Linked DNA regions of Mus musculus: all the other regions are linked to region 2. A link is a loop called in an ENCODE intact Hi-C map of the cell type or tissue named here. Cell type or tissue: heart. All regions are shown on one strand. Each heading gives the region's core, and the rest is flanking DNA. Links, peaks and the distances in the headings are about the cores only.

What was found. Hi-C counts contacts between places; a loop is a spot of excess contacts. Peaks named below come from ENCODE experiments on the same cell type or tissue, not always from the same donor. Only the 100,000 strongest peaks of a DNase experiment are listed, where the experiment ranks them.
Region 1: a loop joins it to region 2, with 2.1 times the contacts of the local background. A loop is called at or near these places in 2 of 42 quality-filtered maps.
Region 3: it touches region 2 in a loop (2.6-fold over the local background); 2 of 42 quality-filtered maps call a loop at or near these places.

The regions. Positions count from the first base shown.
Region 1 is chr4:127,025,474-127,030,473 of GRCm38, forward strand. It overlaps Sfpq (splicing factor proline/glutamine rich (polypyrimidine tract binding protein associated)), which reads left to right. Exons shown (of 10, transcript NM_023603.3): 5 at 382-578; 6 at 670-754; 7 at 1,296-1,413; 8 at 1,795-1,843; 9 at 1,924-2,045; 10 at 4,354-5,000. The coding sequence ends at 4,491. Among named protein-coding and RNA genes, the nearest start is that of Sfpq, 6.7 kb to the left of the region's middle. In heart, for the core only: a CTCF peak has its summit at 1,947 (motif pointing right); no DNase peak of the experiment used is centred there; H3K4me3 peaks cover 128 bases.
Region 2 is chr4:127,074,081-127,080,684 of GRCm38, forward strand. It overlaps Zmym6 (zinc finger, MYM-type 6), which reads left to right and starts at 3,303. Exons shown (of 14, transcript NM_001285885.1): 1 at 3,303-4,466. The coding sequence starts at 4,377. In heart, for the core only: a CTCF peak has its summit at 3,395; a DNase peak (open chromatin) is centred at 3,211; H3K4me3 peaks cover 1,766 bases; H3K27ac peaks cover 1,394 bases.
Region 3 is chr4:127,316,729-127,323,332 of GRCm38, forward strand. No RefSeq gene overlaps it. Among named protein-coding and RNA genes, the nearest start is that of Gja4, 6.0 kb to the left of the region's middle. In heart, for the core only: a CTCF peak has its summit at 3,122 (motif pointing left); a DNase peak (open chromatin) is centred at 3,123; H3K27me3 peaks cover 1,818 bases.

The DNA of each region.
Region 1 (5,000 bases), core at 1-5,000, 49 kb before region 2:
GGTGCTGGGGATCAAACCTAGGGCATTATATTATTATGTTACATGTTCTACAAATGTCTTAACAGTGGGCAATAGGTATACAGGTACAAGTTTTTCTTGTTTTTTTGGGGGGGGGGTGGTTCGAACTCAGAAATCCCCCTGCCTCTGCCTCCCAAGTGCTGGGATTAAAGGCATGGGCCACCACACCCTGGCTGTACTTAAGGTTTTCATTCATTTAGTTTTTTTGAGTCAGGGTTTCTGTTCTGGAACTCAGATTTTCATACTTTGAAGCTGTGATTAAAGCCATAAACAACCATGCCAGGTGTAAGGTTTCTAGTTTTCTTAGGAATTCCAAAGATACTGATTCTCAAAATTGCTTCTGTATAAATTATGTATTGTCAGGGAGAGAGAAACACCACCTCGTTTTGCTCAGCATGGCACATTTGAGTATGAATATTCTCAACGATGGAAGTCCTTGGATGAAATGGAAAAACAGCAAAGGGAACAAGTTGAAAAAAACATGAAGGATGCTAAAGACAAATTGGAAAGTGAAATGGAAGATGCTTACCATGAACACCAAGCAAATCTTTTGCGCCAAGGTGAAAAAGCCTCAGATTTCATTGGTAAAGATCAGTTTACATTTTAAAGTGTGCAGAGCCTCATTAACAATCTAAAATTCTCAATGTTTAGATCTGATGAGACGCCAGGAAGAATTAAGGCGCATGGAGGAACTTCACAGTCAAGAAATGCAGAAACGTAAAGAAATGCAGTTGAGGTATAGTGTTGAATTCAGCCTTTACTTATGTATTCTGATGTGTAGATAAGAAGTATTAAGTGCAAGTTTGTATTTGAAGGAAAAGCTTATTGTCTTTGCCAGAGTTTTGCTATTCTAGAATTATGATCTAGAGTTTATTCTTTTATGAACATTAAGAGTTTAACCTATTTTCTATTCAAAGACAAACTTTTAGCTCTTTTTCAAGTAGTTTTTTTCTGAAACAGGTGTTGCTGCATGACACTAGTTGGACCCTCCAACTGGACCATATCCCTATGACTCTTGTTTTCTTTTGAGACAGGGTTTCTCTGTGTAGCCCTGGCTGTCCTGGAACTCACTCTGTAGACCAGGCTGGCTTCAAACTCAGAAATTTTGCTTGCCTCTGCCTCCCGAGTGCTGGGACTAAAGGCGTGCGCCACCACGCCCGGCTTCCTATATGACTCTTAAGTACTGTTTTAAAAGGCAAGGGCCATCATCACACTTGGCTTCTTAAGTTTTAGGCATGGATGACACTTTGTTTTATATGCCTGAAAAATATTTGTAGGCAAGAGGAGGAACGGCGTAGACGAGAGGAAGAGATGATGATTCGCCAACGTGAGATGGAAGAACAAATGAGACGCCAACGAGAAGAAAGTTACAGCAGGATGGGCTACATGGATCCAGTAAGTTTTTATCCATTGTAAGTGTACACTCACTCAGGCGTGGCTGTTTTGTTTTGTGTGTATAAACTCCTATCAGATCTTGCTGGACCAAATGCCATGTAGCGTGTTTGTTTTGATAGTCTAACCAGTTTTCAGGACACTACATGCCACAATGACATATAAAACATGCATTGTTCTTGAATTATTTTGTGGTTTTTGAGGCAAAGTAGCCTTGGCTGGCCTGGAATTCTCTATATACATAACACTACATCTGCTTCCCAAATGTTGCAATTAGAAGTGTATCCCACTGGATAAATTTTTTGTGTTCAGTTTTTTTACTGGAGTACATGGTAAGCTGTCATATGTAATTAAGAGTTTATTTTTGTGTTTTTCCCTCCCCAGAGAGAAAGAGACATGAGAATGGGTGGTGGTGGAACAATGAACATGGGAGGTAAGTCAGAGACTTTAGTTACAGCTAGCACCGCCCAGCAGCAGCATTCTGTTAGGATAACCACTGTCTTTGTTTCCTAGATCCCTATGGTTCAGGAGGCCAGAAATTTCCACCACTAGGTGGTGGTGGTGGCATAGGTTATGAAGCTAATCCTGGAGTTCCACCAGCAACCATGAGTGGTTCCATGATGGGAAGCGACATGGTAATGTATCCTGTGGGACATAGTACAAAGGAGATTCTTAATTTCACAACTTGAGTATTTTATTTTTCCTCTCTCTTTCTCTCTTTTTAAAGTAGCTGACTGGACTTTCAGTTCCCCCATTGTGTAAATATATATAATACTGAGGACTACTTTGGCAATGTAGAACTATGTGTGGTAACCCAAACAGATATGGTTGCCACCAAGAAGTCAATGCTGTTATGTTAGTATGTGGAGTTAATCTTTGGCAATAAGTACATAGGTAGCTTCCATTTTATTGTCTGTGCACTTTTGAACCTCCAGTGCATGGCAAATCCAAATTTTAGATGCTAGATAGTTGTATATGGTTTTCTTGCATCCAAGTGAGAAATGGCACAGTGCCCTTTTGTGGTGTTTTCCATAAGTAGGAGTCAGACTTGAGGCTTGTAGTCTTAAGTATGTTAGAGTGACAGGTAGGCCTTTGACCTTATTTGTGGTTTCTGTTTCTAGCCCATGAAAAGAGGAACTGCCTAGTGTTTTGACTCGTCGTTTCCCACCTGTTGGGTTTCTCTGTAGGTGCATCTAAAAAAAAAAAAAGCCAAACTGATGTTTCTACTTTGCTACAGGGTAGCAAAAGTCAACAATAATTGAAGCATACTGATGGTGTGCATTTGTTCTGAACCCCTTGATGCAATCATGCTTTATCTATATGGAGATAGCCTGTCAGATGCTTTAAAATAGTCAAATGAATTTTGGTGTGAATGGCTGCTGTAGGGGTAGGACTTTACAGATCCTTAACTGCATTTTGGTGGGAAAAAATGTAGCTAAATTGAATCTAAATAATTCACCCATAGGCTTTTGTCTCAAAGGAGCTACAGTTGTAGCTCAATAGGATTTATTTTATAAATAGGAATTAAGGGTTTTAGTGTGAGACTACATTTAAAACCTGCCTACTGCTTCTTGAGAATTAAAGTTAGCATTATAAATGGCTGGATATACTGATAGGTTCTTCAAATTGAACTTAACATTTTGGTCTTAAAAGTATTTTCTAGAAGGCACAAGATGTATATATTAGGCGACTAGTTTGACATATGTTTAGGCTCCATGTCTAGACATAGATAGGTTTATACATTTAACAGTTTCTGGGTCCTTAGTGTAATATAACTGAAGCCTCAAATTTTTCTTTTTAGCTTTTTTTGTAGAAACTATACACCTTAAGACTTTCAAAAGAATACAATTGAAAGTCTGTTCAAGTAGTTTTGTAGTGTTTTTGTTTTTCAAAAGATGAATTGTAGGAACAGTTAAAACCTTGTTCAGTCTTTATTTTTATTTTGATTAGTAATTAGTAACTGGGCTATTTTGAGTAGAATTTTAAGTGGAGTGCTTGTGTGTAGGGTTCTGCTGTTAGGATATGTGGGTTTTATTTTACTTTGTGTTTTAAAGTCAAAATACATAAAACTAGATGGATAATGAAGTCATTCACTGCTTTACTGCAGTCACCCTAGCTTGATGATAGGCTGTTTTGGGAGATAACCTAAAACATGGATTCATAACAAAGTGACAGTGCACTTTCCAAAACTAAAAAAAAGCTGGACTCTGAAGTAGGTGGGCTGTATATTGTGCTTGTAACAATGCAGAAACATACTGTGCATGTATCTCTAGTTAGTAGTGATGGCTCTGAAGTGTGGAATGCTGTGAGACTGTGGCAAAATAAGTTTTTGATGAAGTTACTGTGCCGGTTAAGTGGAAAAAACTATTTTTTTGTGCTTTTTCTTTTTTGTAGTCTTGGTAGCATTTTATTAACTTCATTCCAACCTTTTAAGATTTCTGCAACTTTGCAGATGTGTCTTAAGATCTTGAAAAGCACAAGGTTTCTTATGCAGCACATGCCACTACCTGGTGAGTAGGCCTTTGTCCTTCATTGAGCGAGTTGCTTTTGTCTGACTGGACTTTGTAGGCTTGGAGATGACTTTGTGTTCATACCTGGACAATCGTGTCAGTGGATTAATCTGATGTGAATTTTGTAGAACTCATTTTTGGAATGGGTTTTCACATCTGCACTAATTTTTGAATTTTTTTAGCACTACAGGGAAGATCTATTCTTTGAAACAGGTGTATGAGAATGGCTCAAGTGGGAACATACCACAAGGCATGTATTACCGTAAACTAATTTTCAAATTACCCTTTTTTCCTTTCTATGTTCCCGGTACCTGTGGATCGACTCATTGGTGATTGTATCGACGAACGTTGACTACGGAACCTTCTAAAATATTTACTTAACACACATGGACATCAACTACATTTAATGAACTGTTAATTACTGTTTCAATAGCGTACTGAGCGCTTTGGGCAGGGAGGTGCGGGTCCTGTGGGTGGACAGGGTCCTAGAGGAATGGGGCCTGGAACTCCAGCAGGATATGGTAGAGGGAGAGAAGAGTATGAAGGGCCAAATAAAAAACCCCGATTTTAGATATTTAGGCTTTCATTCTAGTTTGGTTTTGTCTTTTCTTGTTTAGATACCACTTAAATTCTTGGCATTTTAGTAAGCAAGCTACCTTTTTATGGATGTTAGCAGTTTATTGACCTGATATTTGTAAATGGCCTGTTTGGGCAGGTAAAATTATGTAACGCAGTGTTCAAAACAGGAGAAAAAATTTTTTCATTTACTTTTTTTTTTAACTGTATAATGTTTCTCAAGTTAATGGCAGTGTACCTTGTGCCACCGAATTTCCAAAGTGTACCATTTTTTTTTTACTGTGCTTCAAATAAATAGAAAAAATAGTTATAATACTGATCTTCAACTTTGCTATTCATGCTTCTATGCACATTAGGCTAGGTATTTCACTTGGAAAGCATGAGCGTGTGTAGGCCTTTGAGTGGCATAAGCCATTTCTGGGAAATGTAACAGGAGGCTAAGTACTGCTTTCTACAAATGGTGCCCCCCCTTGTTAAAAAGAAATGCATACTGAAGTAATTAGG
Region 2 (6,604 bases), core at 602-5,601:
CCTGGAACTCACTCTGTAGACCAGGCTGGCCTTGAACTCAGAAATCCGCCTGCCTCTGCCCCCCAAGTGCTGTGACTAAAGGCGTGGGCTACTACTGCCCGGCTTCTTTCTTTTTTTAAAGAGGGTTTTGTTTCTGTCTCTGGACTCTTGACTTCATACACCCCCAGACAATTTTATATAACAAATGCCTTAACCTTGTAATCAAGGATCTCTCTCTCTCTCTCTCTCTCTCTCTCTCTCTCTAATGACTTACAGGTTGTGGCCCAGCTAATCTAACAACAGTTGCCTATGAACTAAAGGTCCAAGAATCCAGTAGTCATTTGATCTACAAGGCTGGATGTCTCAGATAGTCTTCCAAATATGCTGGAATCTAGAAGTAGTAAGCTCTAAATGCCAGTGTAGGGATGGACTTACTATTGAGGCAAAAGTAGGCAGGCAAAGAGCAAGGTTTCCTTCTTCTTTGTCATTACATAGGCTTCCAACAGAAGGTATGGCCCACAGTAGAGGCTTATCTTCCCACTTCAAAAAATTCAGAATTAAGGGTGTATTTTCCCAGATTATAAATGGATCCAGATTATAAGCAGATCTTTCCACTTCAAATTAAGCAAAAATCCCTCACAATTGTGCCCCAGTTTTTGGTTGTTTTGTTTTATTTCTGTTAATTCCAGATGTAGACAAGTTGAAAAGCACGAATAGCCACTACAGGTTTCTTCTTTAATTGCTTCTATACCTAATTTCTTGAGATAGGGTTTCTCACTGAACCAAGGATCCTCCTGTGTGTACACTCTCAGTGATAGGATATGGGGTATATGCTGCCACACCCAGATTTTATGTGCATTCTGAGAGTCTGAGCACAAGTCTTTATGCTTACATAGTAAGCACTTTACTAACTAAGCCATCTGCCCACTGAAGTCTGCTAGATTTAAACATTTTTTTTTAATTTTAAGTTTATGAATCTTCTGTCTGCAAGTTTATCTGTGTACCATGTGTGTGTCTGTTGCCCTCAGATGTCAGAAGAGGGCACTGTGTCCCCAGAAACGGGAGTTACAGGTGCTTGAAAGCTGCCATGTTGGTCCTGGTAACAGATCCCAGGTCTTCTGCAAGAATAAATGCTCTTAATTGCTGAGCCATCTCTCTAGCTCCTCTACTAGTCTTTGCCAGCTTCTTTCTGTAGGTAGAAAACTGAAGACTCATGGATTTTTTTCATCATAGCATTTCATGTAGTTCAAGCTGCCTTCAGACTTGTTATTTAGCTAAGGATAGCCCTGCTGTCTTCTGAGTGCTGAGATTGCAGGCACTCACCACCTCAGTTCAGAGGTTTAAAAATTTGAACCGGTTTTAAAGCAAATGTTTTATTTTAGAAAAACTCAATCAGTCAGGCCGTGATGATACATGTCTTTATTCCCAGCACTTGAGAGGTAAAGGCAGGTGAATGCCAACTGACTACAGAGTGAGTTCTAGGACAGCAGGGCTACACAGTATAACCATGTCTCAAAAAACCAAACCAAAACCCGGGTGTGGTGGCGCATGCCTTTAATCCCAGCACTCGGGAGGCAGAGGCAGAGGCAGGTGGATTTCTGAGTTCGAGGCCAGCCTGGTCTACAAAGTGAGTTCCAGGACAGCCAGGGCTATACAGAGAAACCCTGTCTCGAAAAACCAAAAAAAAAAAAAAAAAAAAAAAAAAAAAAAAACCAAACCTCATCAATCATACAGAGAAGATATTTTTAAAACATGAATTTAGTAACATTATACACACACACACACACACACACACACACACACATATATATATATATACTTGGTTTTTCAAGGCAGGGTTTCTCTGTGTAGCCCTGGCTGACCTGGAACTCATTCTGTAGACCAGGCTGGCCTCGAACTCAGAAATTTGCCTGCCTCTGCCTCCCAAGTGCTGGGATTAAAGGCTTGCACCACCATGCCCGGCAATAACGCTTTGATATTTAGTCCATTTTCTTCAGGGATATGGGACATGAGATGACACCCATGCTGCAGAAGATAAGCCCATGCACATGCAGACATCACTAAGTGGACCAAGTGGGTTTGAAAAGGCAGAGTGAATGGCAGGGGACAGGGGAAGGGATTTGATCAAAGCACATATGCATGCATAAAATTATCAAATAATAGAAAACAAAAACATACATTTTAAATAGAAACTATGTGTACTGTCTCTAATATTTGATTATAATTTATAATACCATGTATGGGTAGATTTCCTCTGGTGTTTTCACACAATTTTGTTTTGGTTGACCCTTCTCCTCAAATCAGAATCCTCCTGTTCCCATGCCCTTTAGTATCTTTCGTGCTCAGCCTTCTCTCATTTTAGATCTTTGCCCCTTAAGTGCTGGAGTCCAGCTCCAGTGGGGTTCAGGTTCACATGTGATGATTAATCTTATTAAATTGATGGGATTTAGAATCAACTTGGGGACAGGTATCTGAGTTTGTCTGTGAGGGATTTTCTTGGTTTATTGAGCTATGAGACTTTGTCCTGACTATAGGCCAAAAAAGAGAAAGATGGTTGAGCGCTAGTCATCTTTCTCCTATGTTCCTCAACTGTGATGCACATTAAAAAATGGAGAAGGGCATATACAGCTCCATCTAACACTTCTGAGCTTTGACATTCCTCCATTTCTCCTTCCAGCTTTTTCTTTTCTTTTTTTAAAGATTTTATTTATTTTATGTATATGAGTACACTGTAGCTGTCTTTAGACACACCAGATGAGGGTATTGGATTCCATTACAGATGGTTGTGAGCCACCATGTGGTTGCTGGGAATTGAACTCAGGACCTCTGGAAGAGCAGTCAGTGCTCTTAACCACTGGGCCAACTCTACAGCCCTCCAGTTTTTTTTTTCCACAGCCCTGTCTCTTTAAGAAGTCAATCATATCGGAAGTGAGAATGCTGGGACGGCTAGGTCTAGGGCATGATGGGAATAGAGGGCGGGAATGAAGGCCGGGAACGTCCAATTACCTCAGGTCTAGCGCATAAATAGGAGTGCGCACGCGCAGTTGTCAAGGCGTTGCGTTGCCATTCCTCAGGCGATTCCAGTAAAGTAATTTGTCATGGTCCCCACCTGAGACCTTGAATGCTTTTGTGCATTCTCCGACTGGCGTCTCATTGGAGGCGGGTGTCCTACCGGGCTAGAGAAAGCCGCTCAGGCCTGTGGGCTTGTGAGGGGGCAACGTACCACGTGCCCAAACGGGGCGTGGCCCTCCACGTGACTAGGCGCCGCAGGAAGTTCTGGGTAACCTCACGTGACAGGACCGTCCCCTTCTGGCGGGGGCGGAGTGGCAGCTCATCACGTGACCGGCGGCGGGCTGCGCCGCGGTGGTGCCGTAGCATCCTCAGGCTCGCTGCAGTTGGCGGCTCGCGCGCTCCGTTGGAGACTGAGTTCCTCCTCTGGCCTTTGGGGGACAGGCTGGGGAATTCTGGTTGCGAACGGGAACGCCGGAGAGCTTGCGACATTCAGAGGAGGGATACGCGCCTGTAGAGTGTTACAACTGTGGCAAGTGGTGGAAAGTTCTCGACCCGGCTTCGCAACAGGGTTTTAAAAAACCTGTTGTTTCTATGGCTGGCTGGAATTGATGACAGGCCTTTTGCGAGGGTTTCCTTTATAGCTTGGCTTACATTTGTACTACCGTTTGGGAATCTGAAGAGAGCCCAGACAGGGGTTTCTAGCAGCCATTCTCAACCCTCACAGGGTCGCATATCAAATATTTACATTACAATTCGCAATTAGCAAAATTACAGTTATGACGGAGCCACGAAATAATTTTATAGTTGGGGGTCGCCACATTAACCGAGTTTATGAATGTTGAGAATCACTGGTTTATAGGAAGACGTTAGGGGGAGTTGCCTCCAGAATGACCAGTTGGCCCACCTCTAAATGGGAACCTAGCGTTCTAGTTGTGATGACGTCTGAGGCTCTGAAGTGGCTTTAGGATGAGAAATCGGTTCTTATTGTTAGTGCAGGCTGAGGTAGAGGCAAAGGTGAGGCCTCACTTGGAGCAGACATGAGTCACATGTCAGTGTCCACACAATCAGAAATTAAGTACTGAGTCCAGCTGTCCACTTGCTAGGGTCCTCCTGTGGCGTGTTCAGCCAGTCTGTATCGCAACAACCTCCAATATAGTGAAGACCATAGTGCTTGTCTAAGACTTTTCTCATTGGAAGGTAGCTAATCCAGGAGCAAAAAGAACAGTTAGTCCTAGTCCCAGAAGGGTGTTGCTCAAATGCTCGATCCTGAAGCTATTAACATGTTAGTATGAAGGAAAACAAAACCCAAGTACCAATCCTTTATATTATGTTTTAGGCGTCATCTTAGTTTTAGATGGGATAAGAACTCGGCATAAGCACTTAGAATGAAAGAACCTTTGGATGGTGGATGTGACAAAGCAATGGCACAACAAGGGCTTCTGGACAGAATTAAAGAAGAACCTGATGATGCTCATGTAAGCATTTTCTTTTGACTTTCAAAATACTAAAAATTATTAGCGTTAGAATTGGTATTATTCCGGAGAATTGGAAATGAATGGTACTCAATGGTTGCTGGTTTATACGTTGATACAACCCAACTGATTAATTTTTTTCATGCGTTAGGTGAGTCCTATGGAGGCTGGGGGATATACGATTAAGTAGTAGAGTATATTCCCAGTGCTGTGAGTGCGCAATTGTCAGTGCTAGTCCAAAATGAATGGAGCCTCCAAACTTTATTCATTGGAAACTTACTCCTGCTTCAGCGTGATTGCTGGAGGGTGACCCTGAGAGGTAAAGATCCAAGTACAGGCTCTGTCATTACCAGGAGTGGCTTGGTTTTAAAAGCCAGTTGGGCATTTTGCTTGCTGTCTTGTTCTTTCTTGGGCACTCTCCTACCCTTTGCTACATTGTAATGTGACTAGAAGACTTGACTAAATGCAGCCCCCTTGTCTTGGAATTCACAACCTCCAGAGCTATGAGAAAATTTCCTTTCCTTCTAAATGACCCTGCTGCGTGGTTTTCTCTTAAAGCAAGATGAAAAGGGCTTAGACAGTGCGTTAATCAGGTTTTTAGTGCTTTAGATGAGAAAAGGTCATGGTAAGTGTGATATTTGTTTTTGTTAAAGAAACAAATATAGTGGCTGGAGAGATGGCTCAGTGGTTAAGAGCACTGGCTTCTCTTCCAGAGGTCCTGAGTTCAATCCTCTACAGTAAATCGACATGGTGGATGACAACCATCTTTAATGGGATCTGAAGCCCTCTTCTGGTGTGTCTGAAGTGAGCAGCACTGTACTCAAGTACATAAATAAGTCTTTAAAAAATATAGAAATGGTAATGATGATTAGGGACACTAATAGATGGTGTAATGTGTAATATGTATCGTATAGTAGAATGTGGCATTAATGTGATTATTAATATCATTGCATGCCTGAGAGTGTGCCATTATCTCGCTCACATCTCTGATACTATTATTTTACACATGAGGATGCCAGAACTCAAAAAAGCTAAGCATGTGTATGGATCAGTTAGTAAACATTAGATAGGGTTCAAACGTAGATAGTAAGATTTCAGAAAACATGCCCTTCCATATGTAGCTTGAGTCAAGAAGATTCAGCAGATCAGAAACTTACGAATTTTGATTTTGATTTTAAGAGCAATGGACATTATAGGGTTAGTGTGTTTTGAGACAGTCTCATGTAACCCAGGCTGTCCTTAGATTTACTGAGTAGCTCAGGGTGACCTTAAACTTCTGATCCTCTTGCCTTTGCTTCTCAAGTGCTGAAATTACTGGTGTGGGCCTCCATGCCAAGTTTTCATTGCAGGGACAGTAATATGAAACAGAACAATCTGGAAAGATCATTCTGGCTATTCCCTAAAGATAGATTAGAAACAAAAATAATCTGTGGAGTAGAGAGTCATTTATTTTGGCAATAATTTTTTTCTTTAACCTTCTTGAGCAGTTCTTTGTTTTATGATCTTTAGTTACTGACTTTATTGTAGAAACATAGCAATAGTATTTATTTAAGCATACCGAAAATTAATACATTAAAAGTAAGATTTAATGTCTCACTCCATCTCACAGCAGGGTTATTCCAGGGCAGAAGTGCCAGGTAGATTTGTCTTGCTTGTGAGTTCCATGCTGGCTCTGCTCTGGCAGTGAGCTGAGAAGGTTCGAAGGTGGTGTGTGCAGTGTGTGAAGTGAGTGAGTGAGTGGTGGAGGCCTCCAGTCTACTGACATCTCATCTCATGCTTACCTTCCCTTTAACTGGTAAATTGTTCCTCTTGCCTTATCCCCCGTAACCATTTGTTTGCCAAGTTATGTGGATTCTGCTTTTTAAATTTATTTTGAATCTAATTTCCATTTCCCCATTTTATCATTTTTCATGTGGAATGTCCTGCACCAGTCCTTTACTCGTGTGGCCCTCCAAACACCGAGGACTGCTGCCTTTGGAGTCTAGTTAAAAAATTACTTATTTACTTTTATTTTATGTGCATTGGTGTTCTGCCTGCTTATGTGTATGAGAGTGTCAAATCCCGTGAAACTGGAGTTACAGACAGTTGGGAGCTGCCATGTGGGTGCTGGGAATTGAACCCATGTCCTTTGAAAGAGGAGC
Region 3 (6,604 bases), core at 742-5,741, 240 kb after region 2:
TTTATAACACATATGACTTAATATATAATTATATATATATATGCATTATATATGTATATATGCACACACACACACACAACTCGGTGGCATAGACCAGTAATCCCACCATTCATGAGGACTGCCAGTTATGGGCTAGCTCATACTATACAAGATCTTGTCTCAATCAGAACACAGTTCTTATCTCTGGAGCCAACTATGACCGACCATGCCCTGGGAACACATATTTAAGTTACCCCAAACGTCATGTTTCATCATGGCAACTGTTTTATGAAGGTTTTTGTTTTGTTTTTGTTTTGTTTTGTTTTGTTTTTTGTTTTTGTTTTTAAATAACAGAACAAAGTGTTTTAAGAACTATGGATGGTAGAAGAGCTGAAGAGATGACTCAGTGGAGGTCCTGAGTTCAATTCTCAGGAACCACATGGTGGCGCACAGCCATCCGGAATGGGCAGCTGGATGTGTCTGAAGACAGCTACAATGTACTCATATACATAAAGTAAATATATCTTTAAAAGAAAAGGGCTGGGGAGATGGCTCAGCAGTTAAGAGCACTGAACTGCTCTTCCAGAGGCCCTGAGTTGAATTCCCAACAACCACGTGGTGGCTCACAGCCATCTGAATGAGATCTGATGCCCTCTTCTGGTGTCTGAAGACAGTGACAGTGTACTCACATACATAAAATAAATCTTTTAGAAAAGAAAATAAACTGGTAGAAACATCATATATCTGAGTCTTGGCAAAGCAGGGAAGTCCCTCCTGCTGGCCTCAGATGCGTTCAGGATGCTCTTAGCCTTTGGATTGGTGGAAGCTAGGAGTCTGTGTATTCCAAAGATATTACCTAATTGTCCCAAGGGTGTTAGGTGGAATGCAGAGGTGGGCGATACCTGTCTTTGGGGGTGGTAAAGATAACCTAAGGTAATTTGACTTGAGACCCGCTAACATTTCTGCTCCCTATAATTACAGTTCTAATCAGTCAGCTTGGCAGGACCTTTAACACAGATGCAGTGGGTGTGTAGGAGGGCCTCATTTTACACACACACACACACACACACACACACACCCCTATCAAAACAAAACCTGCCAACTCAACCAAGTTAACTTCAACCTGTATCAAATATATTCACATTGCTATGCAACATATCTCCAGAATGGTTTCTCTGGCCAGGTGGAAGTGGTATCCACTGAATGCCTGCCTGCCTTTCTCTTTGCTTCCCCTGCCCCATTACACTGGAAGCATCTTACGGGCAGGCAAGCAGCGCAAAGCAGGGCACCAGGCCTGTAGATGGAATTACCAATTCAGCATACGCTTACTGGGTGCTTTCTGATGCTGTAACACTGTCCGGACACTGTCGGCAGCCAGAGAACACAAGAGATTCTTAGCCTCCTGGACTTTACTTTCTAGCTGTGAGAAGACAGAAAAGACAACAAAACAAAACACCAAAAATAAAATACAAAAAAAAAAAATGGTTAGTGATTCAAACAAATATGGTGGCGGGGTGGGTGTAGGGAACATGAGGCACAGAGCACACGGAGTATCCAGTTTCAAGTTCCTATAGAAGAGAAATTTGCACCAAACAGTTGCCACAGAGGCTGAGCCTCTAAGGAAGAAGGAAGTCCCATGGCTGCCTAGGCATTCCAGGTGCAGAGAACCTGGGTGTCAAGTTCCTGAGGCAGGGGTGTGCCTTGGTGTCTCCTCCCTGAGGGGCAATGAGGAGGTCGGCGTGACTGAGACAGGTGATTGAAAAGGAGTTGAAGAAGGTGAAAGGCTAGTTGTCGGGTAGGGCGGATACCGTCAGGCCCTGTCAGAGATGACTTTTGATCATTGGGGACAGAGGAACTTGTGGTCTCCCTTTGGGTTTTTGCAGCATGTCCCCCCATCAGGACGTGTTAAAATATAAACTATGCGAGTGACACAGGCAGACGCGTGCAGACTGCATCAGGTGGCAGGCCAGCTGGTAGCAAGTCCAGGTCGGCTTCTGCTGTCACAGCTCATGGCCAGTCCACGACAGGGTGCTCTGCTCCGGGAGGGATCTGGTGTCACCATGGTTCTGCCCCTTCCCATCTGGGAATCCCAACTCCCTAATGTTTGTGTGATTCTCAGTTCCTCTTCAGCCAGCCTCCCAGGGTCAGGAGCAGGAGGTGGGGGGGCGGGGGGTGTCTTACCTAGGCCGGGCTGCTGTCAACAGAATACCTGAGCCTCAATGATTTAAACCAAAATGTTCCTTCCATGAAGGTCTGGAAGCCAGAGACCAGTTGTCATGCGGCATGGCCAGGTTCTTGGGAAAGGACATCTGACTGACATATTCACAGGACAGAAAGATCCTTAAAAAAAAATTCTTCCCTTCCTCCACTCCTCCTCTTCTTCTCTCCCTTCAGCTACTCCGCTCCCTTCTCCCCCCCCCCCCCCCAACAACCTCATGTGGCCATGCTGGTCTCAAACTCCACATATAGCCGAGGATAGCCTTGAACTTCTGATCCTCTAGCTCTTCCTGCTGAATGCTAACATTAAGGGAACGCTGTTACACTCAGCTCTGTGGGTGCTGGAGATTGAGCCCGGGGCTTCGTGCAGGCTAGGCAAGCTCTCTAACCAACTGAGCCGTTTTTCAACTCATCCCACACCCTTTCGTTTTCGTTTGTCTTTTGAGTCTCCTTGTGTGGACCAAACTGTCCTCAAACTGATGATCCTCCTGCCTCAGCCTCTCAAGTGCTGGGAGTTTAGGTGGGTGATACCATACTGGGTTTCTCCTGTCTCTTTTTATAAGGACACTAATCCCATTTGACAGGGGTTTACTCTTGACCCAAACATCTTCCAAAGGTCCACTACCTAATATACCATCACACCGAGGGTAGGATTTTAATATATGGTTTGGAGGTGGGGGGGGGGGGAACAACACAAAATCAGTCCACACACAACACAGTCCTGTGTTCTAGAATGAATGAAGACAAAAAGTTCTCTTGGTTGTCTGGGGCTGTCGGGTGTGGTGCCCACGTGTACTACACTCTGACTTGGAGACTTCTAAGTGGCATCTTCATCCATGGCAGGAATGAAGGATGCCTGCTCTGACCCCTCAAGCCTCCCAGAAGGGAAGAGGTGCACTCCAAAGGGACATGAGTGCCACCTAGTGGTAAGAGTGATGATTGCTGTGAACTTAGTCATGACTGCAGAAAGATACAAACTCCTGGTGGATCCGTGCACTGAATGGATCTCTGTCAAAGGCTCAATGCCCAGGGCTGGGCAAAAATTTAGTAGGCATCTTATCTATTCCATGCCAGGAAACACCATGGTTGATTATCCCGTCCCAAAAGTCATGCCACCACAAACATCCCTTTGCCTGTGCATTACAGGGCAGGCCGTTATGACATTGCTTTGCTTATGCTGCCATTATGACTCTGATCACTTTGCCTTTGTTGATTCAGGGCTGCCACCTGGCCCCTGCTCCTTTCTACTTTGGGGCTCAATTAAACCCACTGCACTTAATTCATGCAACGGTGCAGCAGCGCCTCCAACCCTAAGGTCTGGCACAAGGAAAAGGGCAATAACAGAGCTCTTCAAATGTGTTGGTACACCTATCACCATTTTGCACGCCACAGGATTAGTGAATGGCACATCTTCTGGGCCTTTCCATTGTGGAGAATTAGGTTTTACATAGGGTACCTGCTCTGACGTCATGGTTTCCTTCAACTTCCTTCATCAACACCAAACCAGGGGATATCGGGCATCTTTAACTCCATTTCAGTCGGCCATCTTTTGACAAATGCTTTATCTAACCATTCAAACACCTTCCACATTCAACCTAAAAATCTCCACTCAATGGGCCCATATTAATAAACTCAGCCTGACCCAGTTTTATGTTCCGTTCACCATTAGCCCATGCCCTTAAGATCCATTCCCACACATATTCCTCAGACTTCTGCTTGAATTAATTAGCAAACTCATTAAGCTCCTTAGTAGTACCTCATGAGTAGTACTTCCTTGCGAACCACACTTTCTATCTCTCCGCTACGAGACTGCCTTAAGCTTTGGTCTGGTTATAGATCTAGAGACAACTATTGGTGGGCCCTGGGGGACATCAGTATTGGCTTGCCTGGCATCTCCTTAAGAGAAATTCATGCTGGTTTAGCAGACAATGAAGGGTTAATTTCCTCAGTCAAAGGCAGAAAATATTGCAGGGGATGGGAGCACATCTTCTGCTGAGGATCGAAAGTCCTTGGTCCTCCCACACATCTCCATTCCAAGTTACAGGACCCCACTCTTTACCACTTAGTGCCCTTACTTTAACACCTTCTGGGCCTGGGACATGAATTGTCTTTGCAGTTCAGCCAGTCTCATATTGAAGGCTTTGGCTTGATTTTCTGGAAGATGCTGGAGGGGTTAGGAATGAAGCTTGGTTGTGCTTGCCTAGTGTCGTCGTCACTGTTCTATTGCTGTAACAATAGAACCATACCATGACCAAGGCAACTTATAAAAGAAAGCATTTAGCTGGGGGCTGGCTTATAGTTTCAGTGGCTTAATCCATTATCATCATGGCGGGGAACATGGGGGCAGGGAAGTAGGCATAAGATGGAGTAGTAGCTGAGAACTCACATCTGATCTGAAAGTTGCAGGTGGAGAGATGGGGAGACTGGACCTGGTGGGGGCTTTTGAAAGCTCAAAGCCCAGCTCAGTGACATGCCTCCTCCAGTAAGGCCACACCTCCTCCAACAAGGCCACACCTCCTAATTTTTCCCAAACAGTTCACTAACTGGGAGCCAAACATCCAAATATACGAGCCAATAAGGGCTGTTCTCATTCAAACCATCACACCTACCAGGCACAAAGATCTCCGGTTGATCCTTATCATAAAACTAGGCATAATGGTCCATACCTGTAACTCCCACACTCAGGGGATAGAGGCAGGAGGATCAGGAGTTCAAAGTCCTCCTCAGCAACATAGCAAGTTCAAGGCCAGCCTGGGTGACCTGAAACTCTTTTTAAAAATTATTTCTAGCCAGGCAGTGGTGGCACACGCCTTTAATCCCAGCACTCAGGAGGCAGAGGCAGGCAGATTTCTGAGTTCAAGGCCAGCCTGGTCTACAGAGTGAGTTCCAGGACAGCCAGGGCTATACAGAGAAACCCTGTCTCGAAAAAACAACAACAAAAAATTTCTATTAATTTTTTCATAAATATGTTTGATCATATTCTTTTTCCTCCCCCAATACCTCCCTGATCTCCCCCATCTCTCTATCCACCCAATATCATGTTTTTTCCTCTCTCAAAAAAGGAAAAACAAAAACAAAAGAGAAAATCAAGACAAACTTAAAGCATTAAGACAAAAATACCCAAACCACACCAAGACCATGGAGTTTGGTTTGTATTAGCCAACTACTCCTGGGCATGGGGTCTGACCTGCAGTGTGGTGGATCTATCCAGTGCTACTCCATTGGAGAAAACTAATTTTCCCTTATCTAGCAGGCACCAATCCCTCTATTGAGCCCCTCCCCTTAGGGCTTAGGGATCCTCCGTGCAGCAGAGGAGGAGGAAACCTGGTGGGTGACTGCAAAGGAAAGAGTGTCATGCAGACAAGAGGGCTGGTACACACATGAGCTCGTAGAGACCTTGACAGTACTCACCAGCCCTGCATGTGTTCAAGCCAGACAAAACCCCAGTTCTGAGAAGTGAAACAAGGCCCCACTTCCAGCCAAGAAGCGATTTGAAACTCCTGAATATTTTAATGAATTAATGAATTGATTTTAAAAACGTATTCACTTTACATCCTGCTCACTGTCCCCCTCCTGGTCACTCCCTCCCACAGTCCTTCCACCACACTCTCTCCCCTTCTCTGAGTGGGTGCCTCCTGTTCGTATCCCCCCACCCTGACACTTCAAGTCTCTGAGAGGTTAGGTACTTCCTCTCCCACTGAGGGCAGACAAGGCAGCCCAGCTAGAAGAACATATCCCACAGACAGGCAGTGGCTTTTGGAATAGACCCTGCTCTAGTTGTTGGGACCCACATGAAGACTAAGCTGCATATCTGCTACACACACACACACACACACACACACACACACACACACACACACAGCTAAACAGAGAATTCTCAACAAAGGAATCTTGAATGACCGAGAAGTGCTTGAAGAAATGTTCAACATCATGAGTCATCAGGGGAGTGCAGATCAAAACGATTCTGAGGTCCCATCTTAGACCCATCAGAAGGACTAGGATAAAAAACTCAAGCGATAGCACATGCTGGCAAGGATGTGGAGCAAGTGGGAACACTCCTCCATTGCTGGTGGGAGTGCAAACTTGTCCATCCACTTTAGAAATACATTTAGCAGTTTCTCAGAAAACTGGGAATAGTTCTACCTCAAGACCACTCCTGGGCATATATCCAAAAGATGTTCTACCATCCCACAAAGGCATTGGCTCAACTATGTTCACAGCAGCTTTATTCATAATAGCCAGACACTGGAAACAACCTAGATGTCCCTCAACTGAAGGATGGGTAAAGAAAATGTGGTATATATACACAATGGAATACTATACAGCTAAGAAAAACAAAGTCATCATGGATTTTGAAGGCTAAAGAATGGATCTTGGGTATATCATTCTGAGCGAGGTAACCCACTCC